Linked DNA regions of Homo sapiens: region 1 is linked to region 2. Evidence: read pairs that join two places in POLR2A ChIA-PET (ENCODE). Cell type or tissue: HepG2. All regions are shown on one strand. Links, peaks and the distances in the headings refer to the core of each region. The heading gives the core; the rest is flanking DNA.

Region 1 (5,387 bases), core at 283-5,282, 95 kb before region 2:
TTTCTCGTTTATTGTAAGAATGCAATATATAATATATACAACATATAAAATATGTATTAATCAACTAGTTATCTGCAAGGCTTCTGGTCAATAGTAGGCTATTAGTAGTTAAGTTTTGGGGTAGTCAAAAGTTATCTGTGGATTTTCAACTGTGCAGGGGGGTCAATGCCCCAACCCCCACATTTTTTAACGGTAACCAGTACTATTACTCAGGCCCAAAAGGAAATTTACCTTAAATAATCTATATTTTACTAATTAAATCCTTAAACTGAAAGGTCAAAGCTCCCTGGAATTTTAGGCATTAACCAAAAGATGAGAGTTTTAGTGCATGAGCCTTCTAAAAATGCATACTATTCATGGTCATTCTGCATTGTTACATGTAAAACATTACTATTAAAATTAAGTTTGACCTGTAAGATGTCCAGTGATCCCATTTTCTGGTCTTCAAACCTTTGAATGTGGGCTGGACTTAGTGAGTTCTAATGAAACGAGTATGACAAAAATGATGGATGTCACTTTCAGGATTAGGTTAACAAAAGGCTGGCTTCTATCTTGCTCTCTCTCAATCATTCACTCTGTAGGAACCTAGCTGTACGTTATAAGCTGTCCTTTGAAGAGAACACTGTGGCAAGGAACTGAGTGAAGGAGGCCTCTGGCCTACACCCAGTGAAGAATTAAGGAACTCAGTCTGACAACGTGTGAGGCACTGAGTCCTGCCAACAACTACACGAGTGAGCTTGGAAACAGACCCTCAGTCCAGCCTTCAGGTGAGACTGCAGTCTTGACTTATCCATTGCTGCATCTGGATGCCTCAAAGTCATCCAGATACAACAATAGATAACCAGTAGTTATAGATTAACTTCATCTCTCCTAAAATTTCAAGTAAAATAAATAATACAGGCCAGGTACAGAGGCTCATACCTGTAATCCCAGCACTTTGGGAGGTTGAGGAGGCAGGATCACTTGAGCCCAGGAGTTTGAGACCAGCCTGGGCAACATAACAAAACCCCATCTCTACAAAATATATAAAAATTAGCCAGGCATGGTGGCATGCGCCAGTAGTCCCAGCTACTTGGGAGGCTGAGGTGGGAGGATCACTTGAGCCTGGGAGGTTGAGGCTGCAGTGAGCCATGATCATGCCACTGCACTCCAGCCTGGGTGACAGAGCGAGACCACGTCTTAAAAAAAAAAAAAAGAAAAAAGAAATAATACAGTATGTACTCATGTCTAGCTTCTTTCACTCAGCATAGTGTTTCTGTAATTCATCCATGTTATTGTGTATACCAGTAGTTGATTCTTTTTTATTGCTGAGTATTTCATTGTATGACTATATAACAATGGATTTATCCATTCAGCTGTTGATAGACATTTGGGTTGTATCTGGTTTTCAATATTGTATTTGGGGGCTTTTAGAATTCTGTAATGTCAAATGATCATTTAAGATTGAGTGCAAACTAAGCTGGGTGTGGTGGCATGTGCCTGTAGTCTCAGCAACTTGGGAGGCTGGAGCAGGAGGATTGTTTAGTTCAGGAGTTCTAGGCAGTAGTATGCGATGATCACACCTGTGAATAACCACTGCACTCCAATCTGGGCAACATAATGAAAACTGATCTCTATAAAAAACAAAAACAAAAACAAAAAACAAAGGTTGAGTGCAAAATAAAGACATTTCAGACAAATGGGATCTAGAAAATTTACTGTCACTAAAGACCTTTGGTAAAGAATTACTAAGGAGGCTAGGTACTGTGTCTCATGCCTGTAATCCCAGCACTTTGGGAGGCTGTGGTGAGAGGATCACTTGAGTCCAAGAGTTCAAGACCAGCCTGGGCAACATAGCGAGATCCTGTCTCTACAAAAATAAAAGTTAGCCAGGTGTGGTGGTGCATGTCTGTAGTCCCAGCTACTTGAGAGGCTGAGGTGGGAGGATGGCTTAAGCCTGGGAGGTTGAGGCTGCAGTGAGCCATGATCATGCCACAGTACACCAGCCTAAGAAACAGAGTGAGATCCCTGTCTCAAAAAAAAAAAAAACAAAAAAAAAAAACTTGAATAGAATGCAAGAATCAACAGTGAGCAAAGAAAGAGGGAAAATAATCAAAATAAGTAATGTTCATTGTAAAACATGAACCTTAAAATAATGGACCAGCAGACACATCAAAATCTTGCATGACATTTTACACATTTAGTCATTGCTGAGGAAACATGTTAAAGCTTTTGTTGACTTCTCTGGTAGCGGAACTACATATGACCATATCCTGATATATTTAGAGGAAATTAGCAAGCTTTCATCTTTTTATGACTTTTCCAAACTTAACCTACGCTTATCTCAACAGAAGCCATTCCTTTCTATAAGAATAAGCTTTTGAAGATGTTTTCCTTGAACTTCTAAAGTTTACATATTAACTACTCCATCATTCAATAGGGGCATATTTACAAACCAGGCAAACAAGGGTTTCTGCCCAGAATGCCTACCACACCTTGTCATCTGACCCTAGTCTAAAGCTAATTTCTTCAGGGAAGTTTTTCTTATCCTTAACCTGCTACTCAGTCCCACTTCCTTCCACATGCCCCAGTCCTTTTCATTACTTCTATCAACAGATACAGCTTTTTTTTTTTTTTTGAAACGGAGTCTTGCTCTGTCACCAGGCTGGAGTGCAGTGGCATGATCTTGGCTCACTGCAACCTCCAACTCCCTGGTTCAAGCGATTCTCCTGCCTCAGCCTCCTGAGTAGCTGGGACTACAGGCACATGCCACCACGCCCAGCTAATTTTTGTATTTTTAGTAGAGACAGGGTTTCACCATGTTGGCCAGGATGGTCTCAATCTCCCGACCTCGTGGTCTGCCCACCTCGGCCTCCCAAAGTGCTGGGATTACAGGCATGAGCCACTGTGCCCGGCCTTTTTTCTTTTTTTGGGGGACAGAGTCTGGCTCTGTCACCCATGCTGGAGTGCAGTGGTGTGATCTCGGCTCACTGCAACCTCCACCTCCCAGGTTCAAGTGATTCTTATCCCTCAGCCTCCCAAGTAGCTGGGATTACAGGCATGTACCACCATGCCCGAATAATTTTTGTATTTTTAGTAGAGACTGGGTTTCACCATGTTGGCCAGGCTGGTCTCGAACTTCTGGCCTCAAGTGATCTGCCCGCCTCGGCCTCCTAAAGTGCTGGAATTACAGGTGTGAGCCACTGCGCCCAGCCAACAGATGCAGCCTTTTATTGCTCTTATTCACATACAGATTCCTCCCTTTCCCCCCAAATATATCGTATATTCCTTGGGTATAGGAGTTATTTTTCATCTGTGTCCATCTGTAGCACAGTGCCTAACACATAGCAGGCATTCAATAAATCTTTGTGGAATGAATGAATGCATAAATAGCTTTATGATTTGGATGTTTTTAAATTATTAATTTATTTTCAAATCATACTCAGTTTGAGTTCAAATAGTTCAAAAATCAATATAATGCTTCAGGATGCTTCCAGCTATTGAAACAACCCAATTAAAAAATATACAACTCACACTTTATTTTAGTTAAATTCATAATGTAGGTAATATTAAAAATTATTATAAACATTTAATAATGCTTTATAATTTGCTATTATAGTACACCACTACAGACACATAAAAAGTTGACTTATCTAATTAAAACATTTTCCCTTCCTATGTTTCTAATTCTGAAAACTATAAAAATATTAAAGTCATGTTACATATTTTTCAAAAATAAAACTGCCATATCCCATTGCCAACTTTACATGAAAAAGGTATATGTTCTGGTATATTAGGAAGTTAATGATGAAAAATATAGGTTCAGAATTTTAATTTGGTGTATTTGAATATGAAAACACAAATGACACAAATGGTTTAAGTCTTCATTAAAACAAGCTTCACATTTCTCTGAATGCATATTTTGCAGAAGGATGAACTGCTAGCCAACATACAATAAATATATCAATTGTTTACATTCCCAAATTTTGAAAATACTGGGTGAAAAATCTAGAAAGACAGTGTTAAAGGAGCATAATTAAATGAACCTTAGACCTTTTATCATTGAAAATTAAGATCCTAATTTTAGTTACTGCTTGGCTGTGGTATGGGAAAGTCTGAACTATTCATGCAAAATAGAATAATTTTTTATTTTCCATTTTATACATAGCTGCTATCCAAATGATCTTTTTTGAAAAATGAAAAATTATTAGCTATTATTTGTGATTCAATTTCTAGCAATGGCCATCATAGTATGGTCTTTTACATCATGTGAAAATACTTGTTGCTTTTGGTGACTACAGTTTCATGGATGGGAATTCAAGATAGACTCATAACAGAACAAATTCCAAGTTACAGTACATTGTGTTAAAGTAAGGCTCCACTGTATTTTGGACATGTAATAAACAAGCTACAGCTTTTTTTTTCATATTTACTGGAAAAAAAACAATTATATAAACTTTCTACCTTGGTCTCACTGGATGCACATCTCCTCAGAAAACATCTCTTATATAAACTATTGATAACTTAGCTTTCAGTTTTAAGTAATTATTTGGTAGTATTACCACTCTCTATTTTATGGCTTTTTAAACATTAAGTCCTTAAATATTTGAAAAGTGTTCACTATATTCTGATAGTTCATGAAAAAAAGATGTGAACATCAGCCTGGAAAACATATATAAAGCCTTAAAAATCAGTGTTTTAAAAGAGTATTCAATAATAGAAAATCAAGAGTAGAGAGGTAAAAGTAAAAACTCATCAAAAAATTCCATACATGATCCCCTTCAGAAAATGAATCTATAGTCTTGCTTCTTTGTCAAGAGTTGAGGGTGCAGGTAGGAGATCACCAAAAAGCTCTGCTGAAGTTTAGATACATTAGCAACTAAGTTTTTTTTTCCCCCACTTTCAAAATAACCCTTCAAACAACCCATTTTTATAAGTCCAGGGTTATAAAAACAATAAATGGGATATTAAAGTTCCCTCTTAAAATATCTTGGCCAGTTCACTGTATAGATTTAAAATAAAATGAACGCTTGTTTAAGGACTTATATGAAAAAAATGTTGGGCATTTCCAAATGTAAAGATGAACTATATATATATTTAATAACATTACATACAATTAATATAAAGGCTAGAAGGCATAAGTAGCTCAATATCTAAACAAGTTTTCCCAGGCAAATCACATGATTTCACATAATTTTTCTTTTTTTTTTTTTTTTGAGACGCAGTCTCGCTCTGTCGCCCAGGCTGGAGTGCAATGGCGTGATCTCGGCTCACTGCAAACTCCGCCTCCCAGGTTCAAGCGATTCTCGTGCCTCGCCTCCAAAGTAGCTGGGATTACAGGAGCCCGCCACCACGCCTGGCTAATTTTTGTATTTTTAGCAGATACAGGGTTTCACCATGTTAGCCAG
Region 2 (5,387 bases), core at 152-5,151:
TGGGAAGGGAGGGATTATCAACCTGCAGACTCCTGGGTCCACTCTCTGGCCATTGAATCTGAATTTCTGCATGCAGGGTTCAGGAGCCTACAGTTAAAACAAGCTCTCCTTGTGATTTTATGTTCATGAAAGTGTAAGAGTCAAAGTACACCACAAGCTAAAATCCAAATGGCTTAGCTTGGAGTACAAGGTGCACCAGCACATAGCTTGACTGGTTTCTATCTTCCCTGGAAGCACCTACCAAACACACATCTCCCCACTTCTAGCCATACTGATGCATCTCAGAGAACTTGCCAGGGTCTCTCTATCACTCCCATGCTGCTCCCATTCTTAGAGTACTCTCTCTACCATTCCCCTCCTCTCCTTACTCTTCCCCCTTGTTATTCTGTTAGTCTTCTTAACAGTGAGTTTAGTCATCATCTCCTTTGGATCAGGCATGCCTCCACTTCCTCCCTCTTAGTGAAACTCACCCTGAATCATAACACTGGATATTTGCCTTTCTCCCCATGGGACATTGAGCCCTGCAAGATTGGGAATTGTGTCTTGTCCTTGGTTTCTCAGTGCACTCTATGCTTCTCGACCCATAGTAGGGGCTCAGAAACAGGTGAGAGCTAACAAAGATCTTCAGTTAGAGATACCAGAGCTTTGAGTCTATTTGGGTTGGTATGTCTTCTTAACAAAACCTGAATATTGGTGGTTTTAAATTCTGGTCGCTAAAGGACAATAAAATTAATAAAAGAAATAAACCCAAGATATGAGATTAGCTGTGTACATTTAACTAAAGATTAAGTTAGGTATAACATACGGAACAAATTACAAATAGAGGTACCACCACAGTATGTCCCTGTTCTAACTCTGCAAAACCACCCACCTGAGGCTGGGGTTGGACTGGTGGGGGTGGCAGATGGGTGGGCTACCACTGGGAGTGAGGGAACCCAGGGCCTGAAACTAAGACATGTACCTCACCCCAGGACTTTGAAGGAGAAAGGAGGTCTGAGTGGGCATTTGTCGGCGTACTAAGGGTCAGTGCTCCTAAGATCAAGTAAAAACCATACCAAGTCTTAAAGGTAGGAATTAGAGTAGGGGCCACAAACAACACCATCAGTGAGGGTCAGGGGTCAGACAAAAACTGGGCCAAGAATGGGGAAGAGTTTGGGAAAGGTATAGCTGGTATGCTCCCACCAGCTCTTGGGAGGCTTGGCAGGCTCTGCCATGAGGCTTTATAATGAAGGCCTTGTTTTGGGCTGTCAACCAGAGGGAAGTTGTGGGTGCTGGTGAGTGTTCATGGCAATAGATACCTATGGAAGGGTGGGCATGTGGGCATGGTAGGCAGGAACTCCTTGATAAGATTCTCCCCAGTCTCCTCTCTCTGCTATTAACCAAGGCTTTCATGGCTTAAAAACAGGCCAGCACCCCTCCCTCTGCTCTGGTCAACCATATGTAGCCCCTTTTTCATCTCTTGCTCTCCCAAAATAAACTCAGATCACGAAATGGTGCGCCCATGAGTTTGCACGTTTGAAACTTTATTAACACTCCTGAAGTTCTTTCTTTTTGCAGAGGCCTCTGATAGAAGATGCAGTTTCCCTAAACAGCCAGCTTCTGTTACCTTGGCAGACCTTTTAACCTTAGCCTGACAAGAAGCTTGTGTCCGCCTCCCTGTGTTAACTGTCTTTTTCCAGAATCCCAGGGTGTGTCAGCAGCAGAGTGTTTATTCCAAATGGCTCACCATGCATGTTTCTTTAGCTTTCTTACATCCTTTTGTTTTATTATTTTCAGCTTGGCCTGTATTTGCCATTTTTTTCCACTTCATCAAAAGGTTGAATGAAAGGATGTCTATTCATCAGATTTCCATGGAACCATGCCATCAGGGAGTATCGTGAAGGCAAGTTGTCCTGGCTCCCCACCTCCGTCCTGGCCCCGCTGCTCTCTGCTTGGCTGTGTATGCACAGCCCTGCGGGTGCCTGCCTCCAGGTGGGAACCACTCCTGGGCTCTCTGCATATGGCTTCAGCATTGTTTCAACCCCCTTCTCCATCCTACCTTGCTGTTACAGTCCCAAGATTTGTTTCTCACTAGTGTTTTAGGTCCTGCAACTGCACTGTGTTTTTGAGAAGAGAGTCTGACATGTATACGCAGTACATGCCATTTGGCCTTTGCTTGATACCTGTCTGCTCCTCTGCTGTTCTTTTTAATTAAAAGGGAGAGAGGTATGTATGCGGGCTGGAGCAGGACTGGGGCCGTTAAGACTTGAGCCTGGTCCTGGCTCTGGCATTCAGTTTCCCTCTGACCTCAGGCAAGTTCCCTAAACCTTGGCTTTTTTATGGGCTTTAGTGAGTAGCCTGGCTGTTTCTTGGAAAACATGTTAAATATGTTGAAAATGCTAAATATTGAAAATACTTTCTCAGCTGCATCCTTTGGCAAATTCCAGATTCCTTCCTATCCGTCTTTGGTTTTGCAAGGTCCAAGGTCAGATATCCTAGTTTCCCTCTGCCTAAGCCTCTTCAGTTAGCTGGCCCAGTTTTCAGGGAAATAGGAATATGAGGCATAGACATTCATTAATTGTAGCTGTTAAAATTCCCAAGCAAATCCAAGTAGAATGTGGTTATGAAAGCCAAGGCCTGTTGCCAAAGAAAGATGTGTGTGTGTGTGTGTGTGTGTGTGTGCATGTGCACGTGCATGTGCGTGCATTGTGGGATATGTGCTTGTTATATAACTTCTGATCCTTGATCCCTGGATGTTATCCAGTGAGTAGCTGGTTGGATTTGGGGCTTAACATGGCTTGGGAGCTGTTTGGAGCCTTGGTGGGAACTAGATGACTCTGTGTTGTCTCAATCCTGCTGTGTAAATAGTCTCTTTCCCTGATCCATCTGCCACAGCCCAGCTGCTTTTCAGCTCCAGTGATCCTGCTTACTGATTCTCCTAGAGACAGAGATCTGAATGGTTGGTGAGGAGCCCATCCCAGGCTGGCAGGAAGGATTCTGGGCACTCTGGGGACATCTTTAATGGACTGTACCGTAAGATATTTTCAGTGTGGGACTTCCAAGCTTGCTCTGTCAAGGAACTTTAACATCCTGTGCAGCTGCTTGAGTTCTCTGGAGAGAGCTGTCTGTCCCACCTGAGCTGAGTTCCCTTCCCCCTCTAAACTAAGCTCCTTCCTCCTCTAAACTAAGCTCCTTCCTCAGAGCTGACCCAGGGCCCACTGCTGCCGCCAGTGCACAGGGGCCTGCAGGCCTGTTACAGCATTGGCTTAGTCTGGAAGGTCATATATCTGGCTGTTGTATGAATAAAAAATAGTATTTTCATCCTATCACTTAAGTTACCCAAGCTCAGCTGCTGTAGCCAGAGACCCTCACTAACTTGGGCCACCTAGTGGTCTAAGGGGACTGTGCTGCAGTCCTGCTCCACACAAACGCTCAGGGACCCAGAGTCCTTCCATCTTGTGGCTCTGCTATCCTGAGTCCTTGAGGCTGTTTCCATGGTCGAAACTGGGTTACCATAAATCCACATGTCATATGGCAGAGTCGGGGAAGACAGCGTGGAGGGGCAATGCTTCTTGGACTTTGGACACATCCTTTCTACTCTGTTCTGCTGGAGAAAACTTAGTGACAAGGCCACACCTTACTATGAGCTTGAGAAATGTAGCTCTTACCTGGGCGACCACCCACCAACTTATTACTCTGTTACTGTAGAAAAAGAAAAGAATGGATTTGGATGCATAGCTAGCGGCCTCCCTACATTCCATCCTTATAAATCATTCAGATACTTTGTGAATTGTGAATTCAAAGCCTGTTGTCAGCCGGCTTCAAGGGTATGTGGCCTGTTTAGTTGCACAGGATTCTACACTCATAGGGCTCTGCATTTGATTTAATGCTCTGTTACTGCCTTCTTGAAAGTCTAATTTTTTTAACAAGGTGACCACATTTTCATTTTGCACTGGGCCCCACAGATTACGTAGCCCGTTCTGTCTGCTCTTTCCCAAATTAACATTTTTGTTCTACCCAATTCAGTATTTAATGAAAATACATTTTATAGCAAGATACCATGAAAGATCATGTGAGGGATGCAAAGATGAGTAAAATTCAATATCAGAGATCTTGCAGTCCAGTAGGGAGCTGGGAGAAGTGAAGTAAGTTGTCATTCAGAAGAGTTGTGCACATATGGCTGTGAATATTCATGGGAATGAAGGCAGCTTCTGCTTGATGGTGATGTTGGCAGGGGTGGTGGCTGGTGGTGTAAGATATTTGCTCTGGGTAGAATATTTTAATTTTTATTTCTATTTATTTAATATATTGTAAAATATTTGTAGAGATGGTGTCTTGCCATGTTGCCCAGGTTGATCTCAAACTCCTGGGCTCAGGCGATTCTCTCAAAGTGCTGGCATTACAGGCATGAGCCACAGTGCCCAGCAGGGATATAATATTTTTAAAGGAACCATTTCAAGCATATAAAAATATAGAGAATAATCTTAAAAATATCTGTGTGCCCACCACTTTTTTTTGTCAATTCTTAACGTATTGCCATGTTTGTGTCACATATTTTTAAGAAATTTAAATATTACAGATACAGTTGAGCCTCCTTTGTAGCTCTCTCTGATCTCATCCCCTTCTTTCCCTGCCTAGGAACAGACAATCACTTCCTGAAGTTGGTGTTGATAATCCTCATGCATGTCACAATATTTTTTTTTTTACTATATACACATGTATCTATAGTATTTAGTATTTTACGTTTTAAATTTTATAAAAATTGCACCATACTTCACTTATTAATTCAGCAAATACCTTATTGTTTAAATAATTTCAACTTTTATTTTACATTTAAAAAGTATATGTGCAGGTTTATTACATGGGTGTATTGTGTGATGCTGAGGCTTAGGGTATCATTGGTCACATCACCCAGGTGGTGAGCATAGTATCCAATAGTTAGTTTTTCAACCCTTTCCCCCTTCCCTCCCTGCCCCCTCTAGTAGTCCTCAGTGTCTATTATTATTATGCCATCTTTAGGTCCATGAGTACCCAATGTTTAGCTCCCACTTATAAATGAGAACATGTGGTTTTGGTTTTCTTTTGCTTTTTAATTTTCTTAAGATATTGGCCTCCAGCTGCATTCATGTTGCTGCCGAGGACATAATTTTGTTCTTTTTTATGGCTTCATAGTATTCCATGATATATATATATATATATATATATATATATATATATAATCTCACATTTTCTTCTTTATCCAGTCTACTGTTGATGGGCATCTAGGTTGATTCCATGTCTTTGCTATTATAAATAGTGCTGCAGTGAACATATGTGTGCATGTGTCTTTTTGGTACAATGACTTATTTTCTTTTGAGAAATAAATCATTCTGGATGATTTATTGGGACTGCTGGGTCAAATGGTAGTT

The links. ChIA-PET counts read pairs that join two places held together with the same protein. Peaks named below come from ENCODE experiments on the same cell type or tissue, not always from the same donor. Only the 100,000 strongest peaks of a DNase experiment are listed, where the experiment ranks them.
Region 1: POLR2A ChIA-PET joins it to region 2 with 6 read pairs; 4 of 35 experiments call an interaction of 5 or more read pairs at or near these places.

What each region holds. Positions count from the first base shown.
Region 1 is chr1:93,881,819-93,887,205 of GRCh38, forward strand. GCLM (glutamate-cysteine ligase modifier subunit) reads right to left here. Exons shown (of 7, transcript NM_002061.4): 7 at 3,381-5,387. Among named protein-coding and RNA genes, the nearest start is that of DNTTIP2, 5.3 kb to the left of the region's middle. In HepG2, for the core only: no CTCF peak of the experiment used is centred there; no DNase peak of the experiment used is centred there.
Region 2 is chr1:93,977,297-93,982,683 of GRCh38, forward strand. No RefSeq gene overlaps it. Among named protein-coding and RNA genes, the nearest start is that of GCLM, 71 kb to the left of the region's middle. RefSeq lists an enhancer at 2,657-2,951. In HepG2, for the core only: a CTCF peak has its summit at 3,371 (motif pointing left); DNase peaks (open chromatin) are centred at 2,835 and 3,365; H3K4me3 peaks cover 938 bases.